Linked DNA regions of Homo sapiens: region 1 is linked to region 2. The links are chromatin contacts, found by Hi-C in ENCODE. All regions are on one chromosome and are shown on one strand. The core of a region is the stretch at or near the end of the contact, and the rest is flanking DNA. Distances in the headings are between cores, read along the strand shown.

The links. A loop is a pair of places that touch in the nucleus more often than their neighbours do. Pooled maps may share reads with other maps.
Region 1: a loop to region 2 is called in a map of K562, with 5 times the contacts of the local background. The contact joins two enhancer-like sites. A Hi-C loop is called at or near these places in 5 of 168 maps with a recorded cell type or tissue (Caco-2, Calu3, K562 and 2 more), 8 of 37 single-sample maps with no recorded cell type and 11 of 50 pooled maps.

The regions. Positions count from the first base shown.
Region 1 is chr5:133,935,639-133,940,481 of GRCh38, reverse strand. All of the region lies in intron 3 of LOC105379182 (a long non-coding RNA gene), which reads left to right. Among named protein-coding and RNA genes, the nearest start is that of WSPAR, 24 kb to the right of the region's middle. Within about 2 kb of position 1,426, at least 4 of the 41 ENCODE cell types and tissues checked have a DNase peak (open chromatin) inside an H3K27ac peak, as active enhancers do.
Region 2 is chr5:133,481,250-133,486,023 of GRCh38, reverse strand. All of the region lies in intron 3 of FSTL4 (follistatin like 4), which reads left to right. Among named protein-coding and RNA genes, the nearest start is that of MIR1289-2, 56 kb to the right of the region's middle. RefSeq lists enhancers at 2,892-3,391, 3,392-3,893. Within about 2 kb of position 2,188, at least 2 of the 41 ENCODE cell types and tissues checked have a DNase peak (open chromatin) inside an H3K27ac peak, as active enhancers do.

The sequences.
Region 1 (4,843 bases), core at 177-2,676, 460 kb before region 2:
ATGACACCACAGAATTGGAAGTTTAGACTGCTACCTAGCCTCTAATGTTAGGCTGCTAACAGGCACAGATGGTGTTTACCATTTGTATTAGTTTTCGCATTGCTATATAGAAATACCTGAGGTCGGGTGCAGTGGCTTACGCCTGTAATCTCAGCACTTTGGGAGGCTGAGGTGGGTGGATCACCTGAGGTCAGGAGTTCGAGACCAGCCTGACCAACATGGTGAAATCCTGTCTCTACTAAAAATACAAAAATTAGCCAGGTGTGGTGGAGCATGCCTGTAATCCCACCTACTTGGGAGGCTGAGGCAGGAGAATCACTTGAACCTGGGAGGTGGAGGTTGCAGTGAGCCAAGATCACACCTTTGCACTCCAGCCTGGGCAACAAGGGCGAAACTCCATCTCAAAAAAAAAAAAAGAAAAGAAATACCTGAGACTGGATAACTTATAAAGAAAAGAGGTTTAATTGGCTCAGAGTTCTGCAGGCCATGCAGGAAGCATAGTGGCTTATGCTTCTTGGGAGGCCTCATGAAACTTACAATCATAGTGGAAGGCAAAGAGGAAGCAGGAATGTCTTATGTGGCTGGAGCAGGAGGAAGAGAGAGAGAGACAGAGAGAGAGAGGGGAGGAGCTACACACGCTTAAACAACCAGATCTCACGATAACTCACTCACTATCACAAGAACAGTACCAAGGGGAATGGCGCTAACCCATTCATGGGAACTTCACCCCCCATGATCCTGTTACCTCTCACCAGGCCCCACCTCCAACAGGGAGGATTACAATTCAACATGAGATTTGGGTGGGGACACAGATCCAAACCATATCACCATACTAGTGGGATGATTGATCCTGATTATCAATACATTCATTGTTTTGCTTAAGTTAGTTTGAGTTGGTTTCCTGTCCTTTGCAACAAAGATATATAGTAGGAGCTCAATAACTACTAAATTGTGAGTTAGTTTCTCTTCCATCTCTTTAGGTTGCTCCATGAATGGGCCACAGAGTAGCATGAATAATTCCCATTTTTTTCTATGGGTGAGAGGGTCCATTCTGACCCGGTTCCTGACTACACCTGGAAATGGAGTCCACTCTGAGGTGGGGTGGGGGCAAAGGGGAGTGCAACCTGGAGAGAGCAGCAGAGAATGGAAACAAACTTTGGTTGTTTTTTAAAACATGAAAAAAAATGTAGCAATTTCACTTCATGTTTAGTATCACTTTACATTTTATTCCTCTCCCCAAACACTCTCAGGGCCTCTGAAAGTTTCTGCAGTGCACAATTTGAAATTGCTTCTTTGTTTCATAACTCCAGGGATAGCTTGAGGTAAGAGTCAGAGCTCTAAAGGAAGTCACCTTTGTGCCCCCGCTTCTCTTTGTTACAATGCCCAGTGATGCTTACTTAATGGGTCGGAAATGAGGTCTCAGGTGTTTATGTCAGAGCTTTGAGAATCTTATCTGGTGGTGCAACTTTCACTCAAAATTAATGTGCTGCATGGTGAGGGGGATGAATAAACTCGTTAGGAGAGTGAACAGATTTCCTCATTGTCACCTAACAGCATTCATTGTTTGTGTGCTTAGAATAATGTCTTTTCTACAAACCAAATGGGAAAATGCCCTAATGTATTTCCCTGAATTTGGCCTGCCACTATTGTAAATTACCTTGCTTAATGGACTTTGATATTCTGTTATCTATTTGGAAACTTCTGAGCTCCTGGAGAACCAAATCAAGTGTCTTAGTCCCAGGAAGGGAAGGCAGGCTTAGAAGATTTACAGCTCTGTGAACATCATTATTGATGTTTGTTGTGTTTTGCAAACAACTTTCCTGTGGAATAAGTGCTTATGATGATGCTGCGGGCAGTTTTTCTGATAAGTCGCCCTGAAATAATGACTACCAGGGACCATAAATTCCCTTTGGAAATCAACATTCCAGGAAGGTATTTGGCAATTATTTCAACCCCACCCCCACCCCCACCTCAGCTGCTCGTGGGAACCCTGCCAAGTTCCTCAGCAACCTTCAGGGTATTTACTAAGGTCGCTAAAATAATCATAACAACAACAACTCCAACAACTCCAACTCACTCCAACTCCAACAGCACACATTTGTAGCTTACAGAGGGGTTCACAGACCTTATCTCACTGAAGAAATGCGGAAGTTGAGGCCCAGGGACACCAGCCAGTAGTGAGGGCTGCTGGAAACAGGGCAGGGCCCACTGTCTCTACTCTGTACTTCTGTGTTGGTTAATTTTATGTGTTGACTTGACTGGGCCACATGCCACCCAGATATTTGGTTAGACATTATTCCGAGTGCTTCTGTGAGGGTGTTTTTGGATGAGAATAACTTTTCTTATTTTTTGTTACTATTTTTTTCAAGAGTCAGAGTCTTGCTTTGTCACCCAGGTTGGAGTGCAGTGGCATGATCACAGCTCACTGCAGCCTGAAACTCCTGGGCTCAGGTGATCCTCCTTCCTCAGCTTCCCAAACAGCTAGGACTACAGATGTGCATCACCACATCAAACAAAGTTTTTATTTTTATTTTTCTAGAGATGAGGTCTTGCTGTGTTACCCAGACTGGCCTTGTTCTTTTTGAGATAGGATCTCGCTCCATTGCCCAGCCTCCAGGCTGGAGTGCAGTGGTGCGATCTCAGCTGACTGCAACCTCTGCCTCCCAGGCTCAAGTGATCCTCCCACCTCAGCCTCTGAGTAGCTGGGACTACAGGTACGTGCCACCATGCCTGGCTAATTTTTGTATTTTTTGCAGAGATGTAAGTTTCATCATGTTGCCCAAGCTGGTCTTGAACTCCTGGACTCAAGTGATCCACCTGCCTCAGACTCCCAAAATGCTGGGATTACAGGCATGTGCCACCACACCTTGCTGAGAATAACATTTAAGTAGTAGACAGAGTAAAGCAGGTTATCTTTTTTAACGTGGTTGGGCCTTATCCAATTAGTTGAAGGCCTGAATAAAACAAAAACGCTGACCCTCCCCCAATTAAGAATTCTTCTGCCTGATGGCCTGTGAACTGGAACATAGGCTTTTCCTGGTTCCACAGCGACTTCTGGCCTTTGGGCTTAAACTAGGACATCAGCTCTACAGATTTTGGATTTGCCGGACCCCATAATCATGTGAGCCAATTCCTTAGAAGTCTCTCTCTCTCTCAATCTGTCTGCCATCTCTCAGTAGCCATGTTCACAAACTCTTTATGTGTATATATGGCTGCTATTGGTTCTGTTTCTCTGGAGGACTCTGACTAGTACAGCCACTCATCTCATGTCATTAAACAATGTACCCCCACTGGCCCCCCTTGCCAGTCCCTGAGCTGAGGTGCAGGCTTGAGTGAGGGAGACAAAAGGCTAAGATTGCTTGTGAGAGTAAAGTGTTTTTAGATTTTTAAAAATTTAAATTGTGGTAAAATACAGATAAAAATTTACCCTACTGATCATTTTTTTAAGTGTATAGCTCAGTAGGATAATATATTCACAGTGCTGTATAAAGTTTTGATTTTAGCTGGACTAGATAAGACTCTTTAATACCTGAAGATAACATCATCCTTAGAGCCAAAAGTGACCCCAAATTATGGGATTTTCAGGGAGAGGAAAAAAACAAAAAAAAGCTCTTGCCTGTTTGCCTCGTGGAGCTGAGGCCTTTCTCTAAACCATGGTGGGAGCCAGCTGTAGAGCTGTGATAACAGCAAGGTCATGAGGAGCCACAGAACCGGAGGAGGGGCCACAGAACTGGAGGAGGAGACACAGAACCAGAGGAGGGGCCACAGAACCGGAGGAGGGGCCACAGAACCAGAGGAGGGGCCACAGAACCAGAGGAGGGGCCACAGAACCGGACGAAGAGCCACTGAACCGAAGGAGGAGCCACAGAACCAGGGGAGGAGCCACAGAACGAGAGGAGGAGCCACAGAACCAGAGGAGGAGTCACAGAACCAGAGGAGGAGCCACAGAACCAGAAGAGGAGCCACAGAACTGGAGGAGGAGCCACAGAACCAGAGGAGGAGTCACAGAACTGGAGGAGGAGCCACAGAACCGGAGGAGGAGACACAGAACCGGACAAAGAGCCACTGAACCGAAGGAGGAGCCACAGAACCAGGGGAGGAGCCACAGAACCAGAGGAGGAGCCACAGAACCAGGGGAGGAGCCACAGAACCAGAGGAGGAGCCACAGAACCAGGGGAGGAGCCACAGAACCAGAGGAGGAGGCACAGAACTGGAGGAGGAGCCACAGAACCAGAGGAGGAGACACAGAACCGGATGAAGAGCCACTGAACTGAAGGAGGAGCCACAGAACTGGAGGAGGAGCCACAGAACTGGAGGAGGAGCCACAGAACAAGAGGAGGAGCCACAGAACCAGAGGAGGAGTCACAGAACCAGAGGAGGAGCCACAGAACTGGAGGAGGAGCCACAGAACCAGAGGAGGAGTCACAGAACCGGATGAAGAGACACTGAACCGAAGGAGGAGCCACAGAACCAGGGGAGGAGCCACAGAACGAGAGGAGGAGCCACAGAACCAGAGGAGGAGTCACAGAACCAGAGGAGGAGCCACAGAACTGGACGAGGGGCCACAGAACCTGATGAGGGGGCCACAGAACCGGAGCAGGGGCCACAGAACCCGGGAGGGGAGCCACAGAACCAGAGGAGGAGCCACAGAACCAGAGGAGGAGCCACAGAACCGGGGGAGGAGCCCAGAACCAGGGGAGGAGCCACAGTACTGGAGGAGGAGCCACAGAATCAGTGGGGGTTTGGGGAGGAGGGGTCATCCTGGCTGAATGTTGAAGAATGGTGGGATCTGAACAACTGAAGATGGGGAGGGCGAGGGGCCTGAGGTGGCCAGTGCAGAGAA
Region 2 (4,774 bases), core at 939-3,438:
GGAGCTGGGCCTTTGTACTTCCTGCTCCCTTGGGAATATGCCCATTTACCAATGGGAAGACAGGCTCCATAGTCCCGAACTGGAGAAAATTGGGATTTGCCACTTGAAGGAGAGTTTGTTTTCTGGAAGAAGCCCACTGTGACAAGTAATGTGTCAGATAACTGTGGATCAGGAACAAAACATGTCCATGTACAGTGGGTAAGATGCTCCCAGGCACTCGAGGCAAACCTCAGCAACTCAGCCCTGGTCCTGTACAGTATTTGACTCTTTAGCCAGCAGCTGGGCTGAGTTTTCCAGGGCCAGAGTGCTTGCCGAGGACCCGAACGTTGCTGCAGCCTGAAGGAGTGCCTCCTGCCTGCCCTGCCAGCCCACTTAGGACCGCAGCTTGTTTGCAGCTGCAATGGCTCCTGCTATTTGCATATTTGCTTGGAATGTGCTGATTATAAATCATTTACCTCTCTTAAAGTGGGTTTAAAGGACCTCTGCTGAGCAGCAAGTCCTGGCCATGCTTCCTTAGCCTAATTTGAGTTGCTGCATGTACTGAAATTAAATTACTTTTCACTTTCAATGTTCCCAAATTCAGCTGTTGCCAACACAGGCTGGCTGTCCTCCCAATTAGCCTGAACCAGCAAGGTCTGCCTGCATGGGAAGCTGCGCCATTACCTGCCCATAAAGGGTTCCCTCCTGCTTTCTCTGTGAGTCTCCAGGCAGATATTCTTCAGCATCTGCTCCCAAGAGCTGGCTGTGAATGTGAACTCTGCCTCCTTGGTTGTTCAGAAGCACATGCTTAAGAGAACAAATTTTCCTACAGCAGCGGCTGCTGAAGTGTCCTCTTTGTGGCCATTGAAAGAAACTCTTAGAATGTCTCATGAAATTATTTTCTGGACAGAGAAATGGCACTACCTGGGGCAGACACATTTCATTTTTAAACCAAAATTTATGGTTACTGTCAAGGGTAATATTAATGTTTTAAAATCCTTGACAAAGAAAAAGGAGAAGAGCTAGAAAGTTCTTTGGCTGAAGTTACCCTTCAAACCATGCCTGAATTGAGCTTGATTCTGAACTGCATGGCACCTTTCCCTGCAGCAATAATAAGAACTGTTACCTAATAAATACAAGGTGCTTACATTTAGAAAGCTCTGAGCTGTCACATTCACGATCTCAACTAATTCTATGACACCTATGCAAAGTAAGAAGGAAGGAATCCCCATTTTACAGAAGGGGAATATGAAGCCCTCACACTGACATCGGTTGCAGAAGTGTGGCTACATTTCAAGTGTCCTGACCCTGACCGCTGACACTAGGCTCTTTTCACTGTGTTATGTTGTTACTTAAGAGACGATAGAGACCATGTTGCTGAGCAGCGTGTAGAAAGGGCTTCCACCAAGTGCAGATACAGCAGTGGAGGTCTAGAAAGCAGGAGAAATTCTCTTTATGTTTTGGCAAAGGCAGGATGAGAATTCTAAGATGACCTGTTTTAAACCTTATAGAATAGCATATTTCTCTTTGACACATGATGATTCTTGTAAATGTAAGAGAATAAAGCTTTTCTCTCATGTGGGCTAGTAGATATCTTCTATTCTTCCTTCCTCCTGGGCTACTGAAGAAAACCGAGATTTCTTAAATCTTGGTTTAAGAAAACCGAGTGAAGAAAAACTCTATTTCTTAAAAAGTTTTATTTTTATAAGTAGCCTCTCCCAGTGTCATCGTCAAAGTTCTGTGTGAGAAGCCTTTCAATGAAATGCTGCTTAAAGCTTTTTTCTTCCTCCATTTCAATGTTCTGCAAAGAGAGGGCTCAGAGATGATGATGGTGCCACTTGTGCAGGGCCTTCCGTTTGCTTCAGGAGTCCATGCCTGGGAGAGGAGGACATTGCCCAATTTGCTGTACAGCAGAGAAGGTGCCACACCCAGGGAGAGAGAATCTATATGGACCTCCTACTTAGGCAGAGGTGTATGTGGAGGAAGGTAGAAGGAAGTGAAAGGCAGCCAGGTGGCTGGAGCCAGGATGAGGAGAGCTGGAGATTTGAGGTGGGGGTAGGGAGAGAAGAGTCCAGAGAAAGACAGCAGGAGTGGACATTCTCGCTTGGAGGCCTGGCAGGCTGCAGGGAGGAGCCACAGACAGGAAAGCCTTTATAGCCAGCACCTCTGTAGTGCAGAATGCTGGGCAAGGCCTTGCCCTGGGTGAGAGCCAAGGAGGCAGCCTGGGAGCTGTATAACAGAACTGGCAGCAGGAAAGGATTTTATTTCCTGCTGAGCATGTTCTGCCCCTACCCAGAGGCCCCTACCTGCCCTGGAGACCTACTGATGTCTCCCACTACCATGTCCCGCCTGTGCCTTACTGAAACACAAAGACTTATCATGAGAAGCTCCGAAGCACCAAAAGGAAAAGGCTGGATCATGACCTGGCCTTGGCCTCCAGGCTAAATAATGAGGCAACTCTGAAGCCAGTGTCAGAGGGTAAACTGTGATGAAAGAATAGATGATAACTAGCCCATCCACGGGGGACTGGAGTGCGCTTAAATGGTCAGGCTTTAAAGAGGGTCCAGTCAGAGCCCCAGCCAGCTTATCCTAGCCCTTTTATTGGGATGGGTGCTAGGAATGGGCTTCTGCAGTCCACACACATGTAGGGGCATGTACACTTGCATCCCTGAACAAGGCCGGCCTTCTGTCACATGCCCTTTGCTGGGCATTTGTGCTATCTCTGTATTAGTTCATTTTCTTATTGCTATGAAGAAATACCCAAGACTGGGCAATTTACAAAGAAAAAGAGATTTAATGGACTCTTAGTTCCACATGGCTGGGGAGGGCTCACAGTCATGGTGGGAGGTGAAGGAGGAGCAAAGGCACATCTTACATGGTGGCAGGCAAGAGTTTGTGCAGGGGAACTGCCCTTTATAAAACCATCAGATCTCATATAAGTCTTATTCACTATCATGAGAACAGCATGGGAAAAACCTGCCCCCATGATTCAGTTACCTCCCACTGGGTCCCTCCCACGACACATAGGATGATGGTAGCTACAATTCAAGATGAGATTTGGGTGGGGACACAGCCAAACCATATCATTCTCCATAGGTGGCTTTGGTCCATGACAGCCTGCAAGTTCCTTTTCAATGCTCAGGCCTGGCTCTTTGGCCCAGGGTAGTCTGGATTATCAGCAAGGGGCCCAGGAGTCATCATTCCCAGGAAATGCAGAGCTTCCCTGTAGGCTTGCTCTGAAGTTCCCTCCTGCCAATTTGTACAGCTGAGGGATCTCAGAGCCCCTGCCCTCCCTGGGAGGCCTTGGGATCCCCACTCTCGTGCATACCAACACCTTCTCCTTACCTGCACACCCTGCAAGCCATGTGCTGTGGTGAGACAGCCCCTGCCACCTGCTCACTCTCACCATAGCTGGGGCCCCTGGCGTCTGTTTCTGCTGTGGAGCTGTGAGGCTGTGCTGTGGGTGGCCTGGCTAGTTCTCTGGCAGGGAGAAGTGCACCATGGGCAAGGTGAGGGGTCAGCCTCTGTAAGCCCTACAGCATTCTCTGGAAGCAGTCCATTTCTGTGAACTCTTGAGGGCCTGCAACAACCATGGCTGAGCCCAGACTAACCTCTGGGCAGCCCCTACCCTTGCCAGTTATGTTTCATGGGAGCCTGATTATTTTTAACAGATTCTCCTATTGTTTCAGTTGCTTGTAGTAAATGTTGCTCTGCAGCATTGATGCTAGGGTAGTGCCAGCCAGAAACCTGTGCAATGCTCAGATCTGGCTCTTTGGCCCAGGATAGTCTGGATTATCAGACTGGGTTTATTTTTCTTGGCATTGCAGTCTGGCTTCCTGATTATCTTTCAAACACACATTTGCATGGCATTTCCTTCCATACTGAGCAGATTCCATCAACAGTCTTGGGATTCCACTTTTCCTTTGCAATATGGACGTTTTTGCATCAGTTTGCATTAGCTGTTAGTGAAACTGGCACTGCATCTGCAGGCAGACATCGCCAGACCGCAGCACAGTTCATCTTCAGATGTTTTCCTTTTCCATGTTGGTGGCAGCTTCCTTTGCTCCTTCCCTCCTTCTCAAGATAAATTCCCCAAAGCTTGGACCCAGCACTTTCTGCCTATTCTCATGGTTTTTGTTGGGGTATGAATGCCTTAGATGGCACAGAGAGGCATTGGAGATTTACAGCCCTTTTTATTATGACTGCACTTGAGCTGCTGTCCCAGCAGCAGACCTCTTCCTTTTGATGACAGGTCAATTGGTCAATTCCGGGTTGCTCTGTTGGCTTCTTCATCAGACTGTAAGCTCCATGTAGGTAGGGTCTATGTCTGACTTGTTCACCCTTGTGAACCCAGACAGTGGTCCAGAGCCTGGCACATAGTGAGCACTCAATAAACATTTATTGAATGTACAAATAAATAGAATGTTCTTTCAAGCTGAGCAGCTGACTACCTGTGATGAGTTCCCTTAAAAAAGCTTAATAGCTTTTTTTTTTTTTTTTTTTTTGAGACAGTCTCACTCTGTCACCCGGGCTGGAGTGCAGGGGCGCAATCTTGGCTCACTGCAACCTCTGCTTCCCAGGCTCAAGTGATTCTCCTGCCTCAGCCTCTCAAGTATCTGGAACTATAGGTGTGTGCCACCATGCCCACCTAATTTTTGTATTTTTAGTACAGATAGGTGTTTTGCCATGTTGGCCAGGCTGGTCTCAAACTCCTGGCCTCAAGTGATCCACCCACCTCAGCCTCCCCAAGTGCTGGGATTACAGATGTGAACCACCGTGCCTGACCAATGCTTGA